Linked DNA regions of Homo sapiens: regions 1 and 2 are each linked to region 3. A link is a contact called in ENCODE Hi-C or POLR2A ChIA-PET data. All regions are on one chromosome and are shown on one strand. The core of a region is the stretch at or near the end of the contact, and the rest is flanking DNA. Distances in the headings are between cores, read along the strand shown. Region 1 has its middle 100 kb from the start of LINC01550. Region 2 overlaps LOC105370655 (a long non-coding RNA gene). Region 3 holds the start of LINC01550 (long intergenic non-protein coding RNA 1550).

Region 1 (4,272 bases), core at 1,429-3,928, 100 kb before region 3:
TTTAATGGCAAAACCAGCAATTACTTTTGCACCAATCTAATAATTCATCATTATTTAGAATGTCAATGACAGTACTGTCAGAGTGACTGTCAGAGCTACAAAGGGGGCATAGGACCATTTGATCACACACAGAAGGACACCAGGTTTTCTGTGCTTTTCAGTTCTTGTGTCACGCTATTAAATGTGTTCTTGAGTCCCTGAGTCTCTTGCTCTCAGGCTGCCATATCTGTGATTTCCGACAACTCCTCCCTTCAGGTGCCTGACTCTTCTGCAACAGCCTAAGATAAGAGGAGAGGATGTGGAGAAACAGGAATGCTTTTACACTGTTGGTCAGAGTGTACATTAGTTCAACCATTGTGGAAGACAGTGTGGCGACTCCTCAAGCATCTACAACCAGAAATACCATTTGACCCAGCAATCCCATTACTGGGTATGTACCCAAAAGATTATAGATCATTCTACTATAAAAACTCATGCACACGTATGTTTATTGTGGCACTATTCACAATAGCAAAGACTTGGAACCAACCCAAATGCCCATTAATGATAGACCGGATAAAGAAAATGTGGCACATATACACCATGGAATACTATGTAGCCATTAAAAAAGGTGAGTTCATGTCCTCTGCAGGCACATGGATGAAGCTGAAAACCATCATTCTCAGCCAACTAATACAGGAACAGAAAATAAAACACAGCATGTTCTCACTCATAAGTGGGAGTTGAACAATGAGAACACATGGACACAGGGAGGGGAACATCACACACCAGAGCCTGTTGGGGGATTGAGGGTAGGAGAGGGATAGCATTAGGAGAAACACCTAATGTAGATGACGGGTTGATTGGTGCAGCAAACCACCAGGGCATGTGTATACCTATGTAACAAACCTGCACGTTCTGCACATGTACCCCAGAACTTAAAGTTTAATTTAAAAAAAATAGAGGTGGCCCCTTAATTTATTTGGTGTCTGAAGGGAATTTGGAGGGTTTCACCACATAGCTGCTGCCTTGATGGAGGCTCCCTCACACTTCTTTCTTCCCTCTGCCTGGTGCCATGGTTGGGAGCACCAAGAATGCCTGGGTGTAAATCACTGCCTTGCCAATAATGAGCTGGGTCATTTGGGGCAACTTAGTACATGTCTGTGTGCCTCAATTTTCTCTTCTGTAAAGTAGGAATAAGAAGGGTACTTAACTCATCAGGGTATCTGGAGATTAAATAAATTCCTATTTGCAAAGCACTGAACACAAATATGGTGATTGAATAACTAGGATTATTTACTTCCTTTTTAAGTCTCACTGCACCATCTACAAACATGAAGATAACAGTAACACTTTCCGTTTATTCTGTCAGTAGATGGTGAGATCCTCAAGAGAAAGGCACCACTTATCATTGGTGTCTTTTAAGGCTGTGTTTCGGATGCAGAGTTTCTTATCACCCCTTCTGACCATTCGCATAGCTGAATGACATAGAAACCGTGTCCTGTGTCCTGTCCTGTGTATCTGTTTCTAGTCCTCTCTACCCCAACCATTCTGTCACAGATGATGAAACCAACAGTGACCATCTGAACCTGGCTAACCCAACTAGTCTCCACTCTCCAGTGAACAGAGCAGATCTGGGTTTGGGAGGCCTGTGCCTATGCATTTGGGGGATCCTGTTTTTGAAAAAGAATATAAAGTGATATAGGTCATCAAATATATATTTAGAATGAGAAAATACATTTCAACAAATTGTAAATTCATAGAAGTCGGCAAATATACAGAATAGCAACTTAACTTTTATTACTTTTCTGCCTGAAACAGCTCAAAAATTCTTTACCCCTGTGTTTTTTTTTTTCTGTTTCTTTCTCTTCTTTTTCCCCCTCTGTTGCCCAGGCTGGAGTGCGATGGCATGATCTCTGCTCACTGCAACCTCCGCCTCCCAGGCTCAAGTGATTCTCCTGCCTCGACCTCCCGAGTAGCTGGGATTACAGGCGCCCACCACCATGCCCGGCTAATTTTTGTATTTTTGGTAGATATGGGGTTTCACCATGTTGGCCAGGCCAGTTTCAAACTCCTGACCTCATATGATCTGTCTGCCTCCACCTCCCAAAGTGCTGGGATTACAGGCATGAGCCACCACATCCTGCCTCCCCTGCATTTTTGACTGAATGTACATATAACTAATATTTTGATATATCATTAACTCCACAGAGAATAGAAAAATAATTCATGGGTGATTTATTTTTTTTTCTTAATTATACTTTGAAAAAAGTCCTTTTCAACTTCACTACACATTATTGGTAGCATCATATAGATTATTAAGATGTGGCCAAACATATAAACTATTGTCAAATCTCCTATATAGATGAGCTGTTTCAAATGCATTTGCTGATTATAATTCTACAAGAGGTTTATCCCTAACAATGAATTCCATTTTTTAAAGAGTTCTATGTGTTTATGCTTGAATATATAGTATGATCTAGTGTATTTCTGATGGAACATCCATTTCTACCGGACATTAGTGAGAACAATACTCTCTTACAATATTCCTCGCTTGATAAGTGGAAAAAATTTTCACAAATTAGCTTTTGTCTCTGTATAATTGAAAGCCTAGAACTCCTCCTTTACTCACTTGCTTCCAAGACCAGGCACTGAGGATGTATTCCTAACCCAACACAACCTCTAACCTCACTCTTGCTGTCACAGTGCCAGGTGAGCTAGTGCTGCAGGCAACAAAAGTACTTCCAGAAGCCAAGGCATTACTGCATTGGGAGAGCAATCAATATTTTGCTATCCACCCAAGGAACTATGAACACACAAACCCAAACTGCATATCTCTCCAACTCAACTTCTTATTTTCTGGGTCCCAAAAATGCCCTGACAACTCTAAAATCCTCTAGGACAAGGGCCAATGTGAAGGAGAGGAAATCACAGCAGAAAGAGAAGCTGTCTTTACCAATGTGGGTACAAGTATTTTACCAGGGTGATGTTCCAAATACATAGGAGGACCCTGGAACCCACTCATAGGGTTCTTCCTAGGGTTCTGGAAGGGTCTGTGCAAGTGAAGAGCTGGATCCTGAGCTTCCTTTGCGTCAGGGTAAATGTGCCTTTGTCAGGGACCTCAACGCTGTGTGAATTGGCCAGAAAGGGAGCTGAGTCAAGGAGGTCTCTTGCCAAGAGTTGTGAAACTGGAATTCTGAGTCTGTTGCCAAAAAGCTGTAGGGATCAGAGCTGAAAATCGTGTACACTGAGGACTGGGGGGTTCACTGGGGCATGTGTTTAACATAAAAGCAGAAAAGAAAAAAAGTTGATCAAGAAGGAGAGGGAGACAGGAAACAAACAAACCGTGGGCACGTTGCAAAGATGAAGGCCCCAGTCTTGAGGTCTCCAGAGAAGCACAGGAAATGTGTAGATTTCTCCAGAACTGCTTTAATGGCAACCTGTTCTGAAGCCTGTTTTGAGGCCTTTTCTGAGGCCTGTTTTGGGGCCTTTTCTGAATCTCCAGGAGATCACTCTACATCTTCAGATAAATTCCATGACTTGAGCCTCTTCTAGTCAGTGCTTCTGACCTTCCGCTGAAAAGTGTGCTAAGATATTTCTGTCTTTAGCTTTCGTACAGTTTCTTCTACCTCCATGGACTTTTTTTGCTTGGAAAAAAACAAATAGTAAACCATGGGGAAGGGGCCAAGGCCATTTCTGGGTTTGAACATTGGAGTTAACTGTGACGGCTTCAGGAATCTCTTTCAGTAGCTCTTAGCCATTGTTTGTCCCTTTTGCTGTCCTTTTCCTAGTCCTGGGTGGCTGAAATGATGCATGGAGTAGCTTTTGGATGAACGAGCACTTGTTCTTACATGAAGCAAGAGTGTGGATGATAGAATAAAATCTTAGGAAAAGCCGTAAGTTAATTTATGTCCACCCCAAGTCTAAGGTGGTTCCAAAAATAAATTCCTCCTTGGAAATCCACAAACACAGATAAAAATATCCAGAAAGAAAGGAAAATTCTTCCCTCTCAAATGTTATTTTCTCTGTCTTGTCTTCTTATTTCTTTCTCTTAATAAGCCTTTAGCATATGTTTCCAGTATATCAGGGACTGCTCTGGTTACTTTGGGAAAACACAAAAATGAATACGACAAGAAGTCTCATTTCAATTAGTCGGCAGACTAGTAATTACCTGATATCCTTTCAAAAGCACTGACTTAAAAGTTCACCATCATGATGACCTTCACAAAGATGTGTTCAAAAATTAACCCCACCGAAGGTAATCACAAAATCCCCCTTTTTTTGTTGGACAAT
Region 2 (4,767 bases), core at 666-3,165, 92 kb after region 3:
CATGTACAATAATGTCTGTGGAAGGAATGAGCAGAGGAAAGGAGGCATATAAGACACACCTTGTGGGATTCACAGAATTTCACTGGGTGGAGTTAGCAGGTTAGGCATTTCAGGTGGGTACTCTGTGAGCAGAGATAAGAGGGTGCCTGAGGATGGTGAGCTATGAGAGTGGGTGACAGTACAAGAAGAGCTGTCCACAGGTTTATACACTGCAGCCACTTCTCATTTGTGGACTTTTACAACAGAGAAGGTAGCTTCCGCAGACGTCTGCCAACCTTTCCAGGATCCTCATGTTTGAACTCGGCCTTGAAAATCCAGATAACAAAAATGGGTCTTGACACTCTTGAGTCTCATTAACAGGTTGCTGCCCCCCTCATTTCCTTGCCATCCACAGTGGAACTTGTCATAGCTCTGGAAGGAAAGCAGGGGCTCTGGTAAAGAATGACAATTACTAGAGACCTATTGAGAGTCAAGAGCTTTGTGCACTGTATCACTTCCACCCTACCGATGACAGCAAGAGGTAGGGGTTGATGTCAGAAGGTCTCAAACAGTTTATGAGGCTTGTCTGTAAGTCCCCAGCTGGTGAACTGGGGCCTAGCTTGCACACTTGACACTGTTCAACCCAGACCTGTCCATGTGCCCCCAAGACACATTCATATTTATGTAGATACCTGTTATGTTCCAGGTATTTGCTGAGCCTTGAAACATGAGCTATCTCTGCAATTACTTAGCTTTCGTAATTTAGGTGTTAAAATGACCGCCATTTACAGATGAGGAAACTAAGACTTCAGGAGGGGCCTGGCCCAGAACTAAGTGACAGAGTTGAGCCTCCAATCTGGCTTTGTCTGACACCAGAGTCTGCAGTGTCTTTTACCTTTCAGTCAGCTTCCTACAGTAGTAGGGGATTTAGAAGTATACTTTCACTGAAGTCCCTGATTTTACAGAGGCACATCTTGCTTGGGGTTGAAGCACACATGTTCTAGACTTCGGGAAACCAGGGTGGGAGTCTCAGCTCTAGGGCAAACCCAGCACATGATGACCATTGCAATAAGAGTAGTAATAACAATATAACACAATACTATTATAGCATCTATATCACAAATATGATTATACAGTCTATTATAATAGATTATATTATATACATCATGTTTCCACATTTGTAATAATTTATAATTACAATTTATAATAATATAATGTAGGTATATTAGTATGCATAATATAGCATAATAAATGACATAAAATAATGTATTGATATAATACAAATTTAATATATATATAATTGACAGTTTATTATATTATATATAGTTATATAAAAATCTAACATATTAATATTTTAGCATATATGTACACGTGTTATAATATGATATAGTGTTATATTGTATTAATATGTGCTATTTTCTATCTTACTATATAGTAACATATATAATATAATAAGAATGATCTTCATCCACACTGGTAGATAACCTTCCTAAAGCCCAGGAAGTCTGTCTCCCTCACACAGCTCCGAAGAGTCAGGACCAGACCGTTGTGTCTGAACCAGACCCTTGGCTCTCAGTTCTCAGCCCTTCTGGCCAGTGGTGGCCTGAGCCTGTCCCTCCCCAGCCATAGGGCCCTGTGTCACTAAATGCAGATGCTCCATCCAGCTCCCAGTGCTGCCTGTGCCCAGCACATTGCTGACCCTCACTCACGTCTTCAGGGGATGTCACCCTGCAGCATAGTGGCTGCCAGAGGGGAGGCCCCTCAGGCTCAGGCTGCCTGTGAGGACAAGGGGCTTTTACCTGTCAAGAGGCCTCACTATTCCTCTTCCAGGGCTGGGAGGGCCTGGAAGTCACCGAGGAAACAGACATGATTTCAGAAAACAAAAATAGACTAAATCACAGTGAAGGACCTGAGGGTTGGGATCAAGTTTCTGCACAAAGGATGATTAACCAAATACCACCACTGGAATGTGGGCTTGGCAAGAGGTGAAAGGCACATGAATGGAGCTGTCTGCATACTTGGGAAGTGCTTTTAACTCTCATTTTCATTTAAGAAAATATTGACTAACTTGCCAACTCTGCTTGTTTCCCTTCCCCCTTCTTCCTGGTAGACAGTGAGATGTATGAAAAGAACAGGCGCTTTGGGGTCAGACCCTCACTTAGTGCCATGTGAACTTGCAAAAGTAACTTTAACTACCTGAACTTAGGTTTCTGATTCACAAGGTCTAGGAGGAGCCATGAGACATTTGCATATTTAATAAATTCCAAGGTGAGGCTGGTGCTGTTGATCAGGGCCACACTTTGATTGCTGCTGGAATTGGAGACAGAGATGGTTTTACTCAAAGTTTTGCAGCAGATTAGGATCAGGAAAGCCCAGGAGAGGTAGATAAAAGTGTTTGCAATTCTTCATACTCTAGATGTATTTGAATTATATATTCATGCCTTTGGCCACGTGACTTTTAAGACCACTCACAGATGTGATATTCCTCTGCCCCACTAATATCAGTGTTGGGCATATGACTTGCTTGGGCCAGTGGAATTAGTTAGAAGGACAGTGAGCCAGTTTTGAACCAAGGCCCCCTAAGGCATTGCCTGTTTTTGTTGACTCTTGGATTCCTGCCATTCACCAAGAGCAGAGCATGCCTCTAATGGCTCCAGTCCAAAGAGAAGGAAGAAACACACAGCATGGTATTGAACACAATCCTCAGTCTACAGGCAAGTCCAGCTGCTCATGATCCTGCTTTAGAGCCACTCAGGAAAGACCCCAGCCTAGCTCAGTCAAATAGCAGATGACTCATAAACATGAACATGTTTGTTGTTGCAAGCCACTGATTTGGAGGGTAGTTTGTTATATAGCATTAACACAGCAATTGCTGACAAATACACACTAGTGTATTAGCATTATGCTAGGACCATCTTTCTGTCCAGAAAGACAAGATATCTTGTCATTTATTGCCTACCATGTGCCAGGATAGTGCATGTCACCTTGTATCTTGGAATGCAATGTTTCAATCATTTTAATACATGTCTCTCTAAACTCAGCACCCTTTAAAAAGTGGTTCCTGGTAATTACAGCTTTTATTTGTATGAGCTTCGCTCTTTACCTATAGCCCCCAATCCAAATCCTAACATGTCTTGGTTGGCCCCCTCCAGTCTCTCTGGTGGGTGTCTCTGATGTTTAATTACTCAGGTTTCAGAGGTCAACACAGGCTGCACTTGCAGTCCTGCTATCACTGTGTCATTGCCTCACCCAGCACATTCTTGGAGAAAAAAGAGAAAAAACCAAATATAAAATCTGAACTTTAGAACATGGGATGAAGGCAACTTGTTTTGTGGTTCTCATTTGCAGAGAAAGAAAAAGGGGCCTATTTTCTTCTTATGAATAGGCAGGATTGACATAAAAAAGTACTTCAAGAGCTGAACTCACTCACTGAACACAAATGCAGAGAAATTCTGTATACCTTTAAATGTTTTATATGTCCCAGTCATATATAATTTATTATGTTGTGAAGCTGAGTCCTTCTTTGAATGAAAATTTTACTGTCAGAGCCTGGGGTACTTTAGTTTGATGATTTAAAACTCCCAATGCACTTGTAGCAAATAGCATGATTTTATGACAGTGTGTTTGTCCAAGAGGTCAGCTTTCAGCACAGTAGGAAATGTCCCTAGTGAAACTATTTCAAAGAGAAATATGTCTCCCAGCCTAATTCTTCTTGCAGAAAATGCAGGTGCAATTCCAGATAGCACTGATGTCCATCTTTCAAGAAGGCACAGGGCAGCAGAGCTGCTCATTCATCTTGCGATTTTGGACTAGGGCTGCAGACACACAATTTGAATCCTGTCTTTGCCCTCAATTGGCTGTGCCTCATGGCTTTCAGCTATAACATGAGGTTAATAATACCAGTTTTGAGGTATTTTTTTGTAAGAATTAAATGAGACGGTCATTTGTTGAAGTTCTTGATTCATAGTTACTGCTATTTCATATTATTCTGCAGACTCTACTTTGAATAGAAATTAGCCCAACAATGGGATGTGACAACATCCAAAATAAATAAAGTGACCAGAGTGCTTCTAGACAAAGATCTAAGAATATCTATTCAATGCTGTAAAGATTCAGCAGCCAGTGGGCACGGGCACTAAAGGGAACAAGTAAAGACATTTTAGTTATAAAGGTTTGATGAAGAGAACATGGTACATTAGGGAAGAATACTCTGGTGCCTCAACCTCCACCCCTTCCTATCCTGTGTACTTCTGGGAGCTCTGAACTAGGAAAGGCAACAGGCTTTTAGACGACTACGCATCTAATCATCCATCCATTAATCTATCCATCCATCCTTCCATCCATCTATCCATCCATCCTTCCATCCATCTATCCATTCATGCACCCATCCACCTACCCATCCATTTATTCATCTATCCATCCACTCATCCACCGATTCATCCAACTATCCATTCATCCACCCGTCTACCCATCCAGCCAGCCACTTGTCTATCCATCCATCTAGTCTTTGTTTACTTACCAATTCATTTCACCCATCCATCAGTCAATCTACTCTATGAGCAGTGATGACATCTGAGTCCCTGACGTATACTAAGGTGGGTTGGTGGGTTCTACAAACACCAAGATGTAAGTCTGAGTTTAGGGCCTCAAGGTATTTAAAGCTTAGTTAAGGGTCAAATCAGGCAACGCCACATTTTCAAAACAATGGGTTCAACATTACAAGAGAAGGGGCATGAGGTGCTAAGTAAGCACTAAGCAAGGATACCCTTTCAATCTAGAAAAATCCAG
Region 3 (4,586 bases), core at 1,054-3,553:
GACAAGACTTTGACAAGGTGCCAAAATGGTTTATTTTAAAATGTTGTTCCCGAAAGCACCGGAATATTAAGTTGGAGCAAACGTTGCTTGGAAGAGCGAAGGGGTTGTGGTCACACATTCTTGGAAGAAGGGTGATGGAGATCAAGGTGTTTGTAACCTGGAATTAACAAACGCAGGTGGACCGAAGGACTCAGTCACCAGGGAGTTTTTTTTTACAAATACATGTGTAAGAGTGTGTGTGAGTGTAGGTGAGTGTGGGTGTGTGTGTGAGTGTGGGTGAGTGTGTGAGTGTATGTGTGAGTATGTGTGAGTGTATGTGTGAGTGTGTGTGTGAGTGTGGGCGCGTGTGTGTGAGTGTGGGTGAGTGTGTGTGTGAGTGTGGGTGAGTGTGTGGGTGAGTGTGGGTGAGTGTGTGTCAGTGTTTCTCAACTGCGGGGCATTTTCGGAGTTGGGGTGCAGAAGGAGATTTTCTTTAATTAATTAGATGTTTACCTCCAGCATCATCCCTCAGTGGTTTAGACAATCATCTGCCCACATGTTAGGAATGAGATTCAAGAAAGCCTCTTGGAGTGAAATTTTCCTGGAAATATCCTGATTCTTGGCGGCACACACCCTCTCCCTCTTTCTGTGATAGAAACAGCCAGTTCTGCATTATTCCAAACCACAAAGCAAGCGACATGCCATCCCAACTTAGGATATGAAGGAAGTATCAGCCCCCTAATTGCACAGGGGCCACACAGCCTGCATCTCCCTCCATCGTCCCGACTGCATGCTTTTGATTGTTTCATAATAAAAGTGGCCGGCTAAATTATGACTACTTGTGATTTATTTGCCATGTCATTTAGACTTTTCATATGTATAAATTTGCCATTTGAAAAGAAAGAGAAAATTCACTGCTATTCCCCAAGGCCTCGTTTTTGGGGAGCTCCTCTAACATCATGAACAGAGGCTTTGTGACTTCTAAAGTGATTAGCTCCTATCCGGAGGTTTTGGAACATATCTGTGCTCAGAAGCAGTCTGCCGGGGTGAAATTCTATCTGGAATAGTGTCCTAACCCCATCGGAGAGAGACTCTGAATTTTTAAAACGCCTGTTAAGGACCCCTGGGTATGAGCCCCGCACAAACATGTCTGCGGCACCCACAGCTGTGCCTCAATGAAGGCCCAATTTCTCCATTGCACAGATGAAATTGCAAAGGCCCAGCAATGTTAGCCAAATTCCCCAAGCTTAATGCCAGAGCCTGCTTCCACTCCAGGACAAAGTGGTTTCAAAGTCCATACTTGCCCCACCCTGGTGGCCTGCCCTGGGGAAGGTCACTGCCAAGAAGGCTCCTGGGCCGTCTTGCAGCTGCTGCCTCTTCTTTTAATTACGAAAGAAATGCATCATCATGAAAAATCAACAATACACAAGATATAAAGTTAAAAGGCAAAGTCCCCCCTCATCCTCTCTCTCAGCCCCTCAAGTATATTAGAAGATCTTTTTAGGGTTGAATTTTCACTCTGCAGGAGGGTGTTCTGTATACAAAGAATACGACCCTTTCTTCCTCTTTAATTTGCTTATAGCTGGTACATTTCAAAAAAAAATAAAAAGTGACCCATGCCTTTGATGTTTTTTTTTTCCCCTTATTTTTGTCAACATATTGTGGAGAATGCTGAGTTCTTTGAATTGTTTTTCCCTCTGACAGCAAATCACCAAGATGTACTTTTCCAGAGCCTAACATCCTTGAATTCACAAAAGTTCCAGTCTGGAGTCATAATGTGGAACGTAAGCAGTTCTAGTCAGTTCTGATCTTGGCAACATGAATTCTCCCCTTTCCCCGGGGAGACTCAGAAACCTGCATTTTCACAAGATTTCCCAAGTGACATGTGTGCACAACAGGGTTTGAGAAACCCTGTGCTGGACTCAGCTGCTTCAGAGAGAAGACACAGAACAATTGCCAAGCTATCAAAAAAAGCTCAGACTGACAGCAGAGAACTCAATAGAAATGCCCCATCCGACTGTTGAAACTCAGGCCCAAACTACTGCAAGAGAGTGGAGAACTGTTTCTCCTCTGAAAAGGCCCGATTTCGACTAAATGAAAGCAAAACTGTAGGGACCATTTCCCACCTAGTAGCTTGAAGCCCTACCCGGTCACCAAATTGGCCTAGCTGGTCCTACCTGCATTTGGTAAGAGCCGGGGATTGGGACGAGGCAGAGAGCAAGACCAAGCTGGTTTCCTCTCCGGTTTCCTCCGGGGTGGCTGGGTCCCAGGTCCTGCCCCCGCCTCGCCCTGTGCAAGCTCGGTGCAGTGCAGCCCCTCCGGCTCTCGCCCCACAATGCCGTGCGCAGGCTGGCAGCAGTTCAGCTGAGGACTAAACGCTTGGCTCAAGTTCAACACGGCTGCCAAGATTTGGCAACCAGAGAGTTGCAGGGAAGCAGCAGGCTGCTAAACCCTTTCACATTTTTAATTAGATCCACACACCCATGTCTTTGAGCTATCATAAATATACAGATGACATAGAGAGTATTATTCGGGGTTAAAAAAAAAAAAAAGGAAGCAAACTCTACTAAGGTACAGCTTACCTTATTGAAATAATTTCCCTATCACTAGTTTGAGGGCTGAGGAGGAAAAAGAGAAGGTAGTGATATTTGCTTAAGTAGAACCACATCTGACAAGGGAATCTACCCAGGATCTGGAAAACACAGGTCTCGGCTGCCTTGCTATCTTCCTGGGCTTCGAGAATATCACCAGAAGAGGGCATTCTTGGCGCCGGCTCAGCCCTGTGCAGCCCGGAGCTGGCAGGCAGCAGTGCTGGAGGAGTCATCCCTCAGGCCACTCCCACCTCCCGTTCTTGGGGATAGCTTTAATATCGCCACGGAGCAGAGAGGTTCTCTCCTTCGCCCTAAATGCAGCAACTTTTATACTCCATGTTGCCTTACTATTCTTCTCGTTTTATTTCCTTCTCTGGATTGTTTTTGGGTATCTTCCCCTGGAAAACAATTGCAGATGCTTCTAAATTTTTCTAAGTCCTGTGCCGCAACATGCTCAGCTTCTTCCCCTCAGAACCAGCCTTTCCCCTTGCACTCAGCCCCTGGGCGATTCTCCCTCCGGGGAGGAAAGAAGATTCAACTCTTGATTCAAATGCTCCGGATTTCACTCTGGTTTCGCTGTGTGGCTTTGGACATAGGATTTAAAGCCTTCACGTTGGTTCCCTCATCTGAAAGATCCCAAAGCAATTCTGGCCTCACAGAGTGGCTCTGGGGTTTAAATCCTATGTACAAGGCTCGTAACACAGTCAGCACCCAACACTGAATATTCGATAGAACATGTGCCTTGTAGACAGTCAGCTAACAAACAACTCCACCAAAACAACAGTGCTAGTCCTTAGTCTTCTTCTTCCCTGAACTGCTTCTCCTCTTGTTTGTGACAAAGGCCACCCATGTTTCTCAGACAACTAACCCTAGTCTGATCAACTTGCCGTAAGATGAGAGTGAGCCCATGCATTGGTGTGCATGCCCTTAATTTAAAAGACATGTTAAAAAGGAAATGAAACACTTGAAATGCAGGAAAGAAGTGCCTCTGGTTGTCCCATCTGAGAGCACAAAGTTTATAAATAGAACCATCACAAGCATCAAACACGAGCTGTGCTAAGGCATCAAACACACATACATACACACACACGCACACACATGTTTGTGTCCTTGGCTTATGGTGAACAATTTGTACACCTTTCAGTGGCCCCCGCAGAAAACCAGAGCTTGTAGTGGACACTTGGCAGCATTTGGTCTTTTCCTCATCCTTCCTTCATTTATTTTTTCTTCACATATGACTTGAAAATAGAGCATGTTTTACTGTGGCAAAATTCCCTCTATACTTGACCTGCAAACAGGACAGTCAGGCTAACTGGGATGACCTGGTCCAATGAAGTGGGCTGGAGACAATTCTACGCCCAATAGGCACCTTTCAGCAGATGGAAAGGGTGAGGACAAACAGGTTGGTGGGCCTCAGCACCTCATCTTTTCCTGTAGTCTCTCTTGCTCCCCAACACCTCACTATCTCCCCCAATCCCCAGGTACAGGGGATTTCCTTTCACTAGAAGAAGAAAGGATACAAGCTTCTTATGCACGTGTGCACACACGCACACCCATTCATGCTCACAGACACTGAAACAAGACCCTTACACCAGGACTGTTCCACTTGGAATACAGAGAGCAGTAATGGCTCCCACAGCCATGAAGACCCAGGCTGAGTCCCACTTGCCTCTATGGTCCTGATCAGGCTCTGACAGGGAGCACACTGCTGCTCATGATTAGTTATTTATACATGAGGAAGCAGCAAATTTCTATGAGAGTAAAGTAAGATATGATCCACATCATGCTTTCCTGGAGCAAAAAGGGTCAAGCTGAAGCCGGTCTCATTCTCTGAGCTATCGTGGGCTGCACCTACACGTCCTTCCCACAGACGCATTGAAGGAAACGGGCCCTGTGACACCCTGACCCTTTCTGCACTTTATGTAGGGTGAAGGAGGTAGGCTGGGAATTAATACATGCACTTCATGTATTTAAGGGCCATTCCCTAATAGTACTCTGAGACTTCCTGGGAAATAT

Evidence for each region. Hi-C counts contacts between places; a loop is a spot of excess contacts on that map. ChIA-PET counts read pairs that join two places held with the same protein, here RNA polymerase II (POLR2A). Pooled maps may share reads with other maps.
Region 1: a map of naive thymus-derived CD4-positive, alpha-beta T cell shows a loop between it and region 3 (2.9-fold over the local background). The contact joins the enhancer-like site here to the promoter of LINC01550 in region 3. A Hi-C loop is called at or near these places in 1 of 168 maps with a recorded cell type or tissue (naive thymus-derived CD4-positive, alpha-beta T cell) and 5 of 50 pooled maps. POLR2A ChIA-PET finds 5 or more read pairs at or near these places in 5 of 52 experiments (CD4-positive, alpha-beta T cell, CD4-positive, alpha-beta memory T cell, MCF 10A and 2 more).
Region 2: a loop to region 3 is called in a map of mammary epithelial cell, with 3 times the contacts of the local background. The contact joins the enhancer-like site here to the promoter of LINC01550 in region 3. A Hi-C loop is called at or near these places in 1 of 168 maps with a recorded cell type or tissue (mammary epithelial cell). POLR2A ChIA-PET finds 5 or more read pairs at or near these places in 1 of 52 experiments (MCF 10A).

What each region holds. Positions count from the first base shown.
Region 1 is chr14:97,875,714-97,879,985 of GRCh38, forward strand. No RefSeq gene overlaps it. Among named protein-coding and RNA genes, the nearest start is that of LINC01550, 100 kb to the right of the region's middle. Within about 2 kb of position 2,679, at least 6 of the 41 ENCODE cell types and tissues checked have a DNase peak (open chromatin) inside an H3K27ac peak, as active enhancers do; they include CD4-positive, alpha-beta T cell, where a contact is called at or near this core.
Region 2 is chr14:98,068,101-98,072,867 of GRCh38, forward strand. It overlaps LOC105370655 (a long non-coding RNA gene), which reads right to left. Exons shown (of 4, transcript XR_001750876.2): 3 at 1,779-4,767; 4 at 1-411. Among named protein-coding and RNA genes, the nearest start is that of LINC02295, 66 kb to the right of the region's middle. Within about 2 kb of position 1,916, at least 2 of the 41 ENCODE cell types and tissues checked have a DNase peak (open chromatin) inside an H3K27ac peak, as active enhancers do; they include mammary epithelial cell, where a contact is called at or near this core.
Region 3 is chr14:97,975,821-97,980,406 of GRCh38, forward strand. It overlaps LINC01550 (long intergenic non-protein coding RNA 1550), which reads right to left and starts at 2,304. Exons shown (of 3, transcript NR_015430.2): 1 at 2,157-2,304. RefSeq lists an enhancer at 2,304-2,803.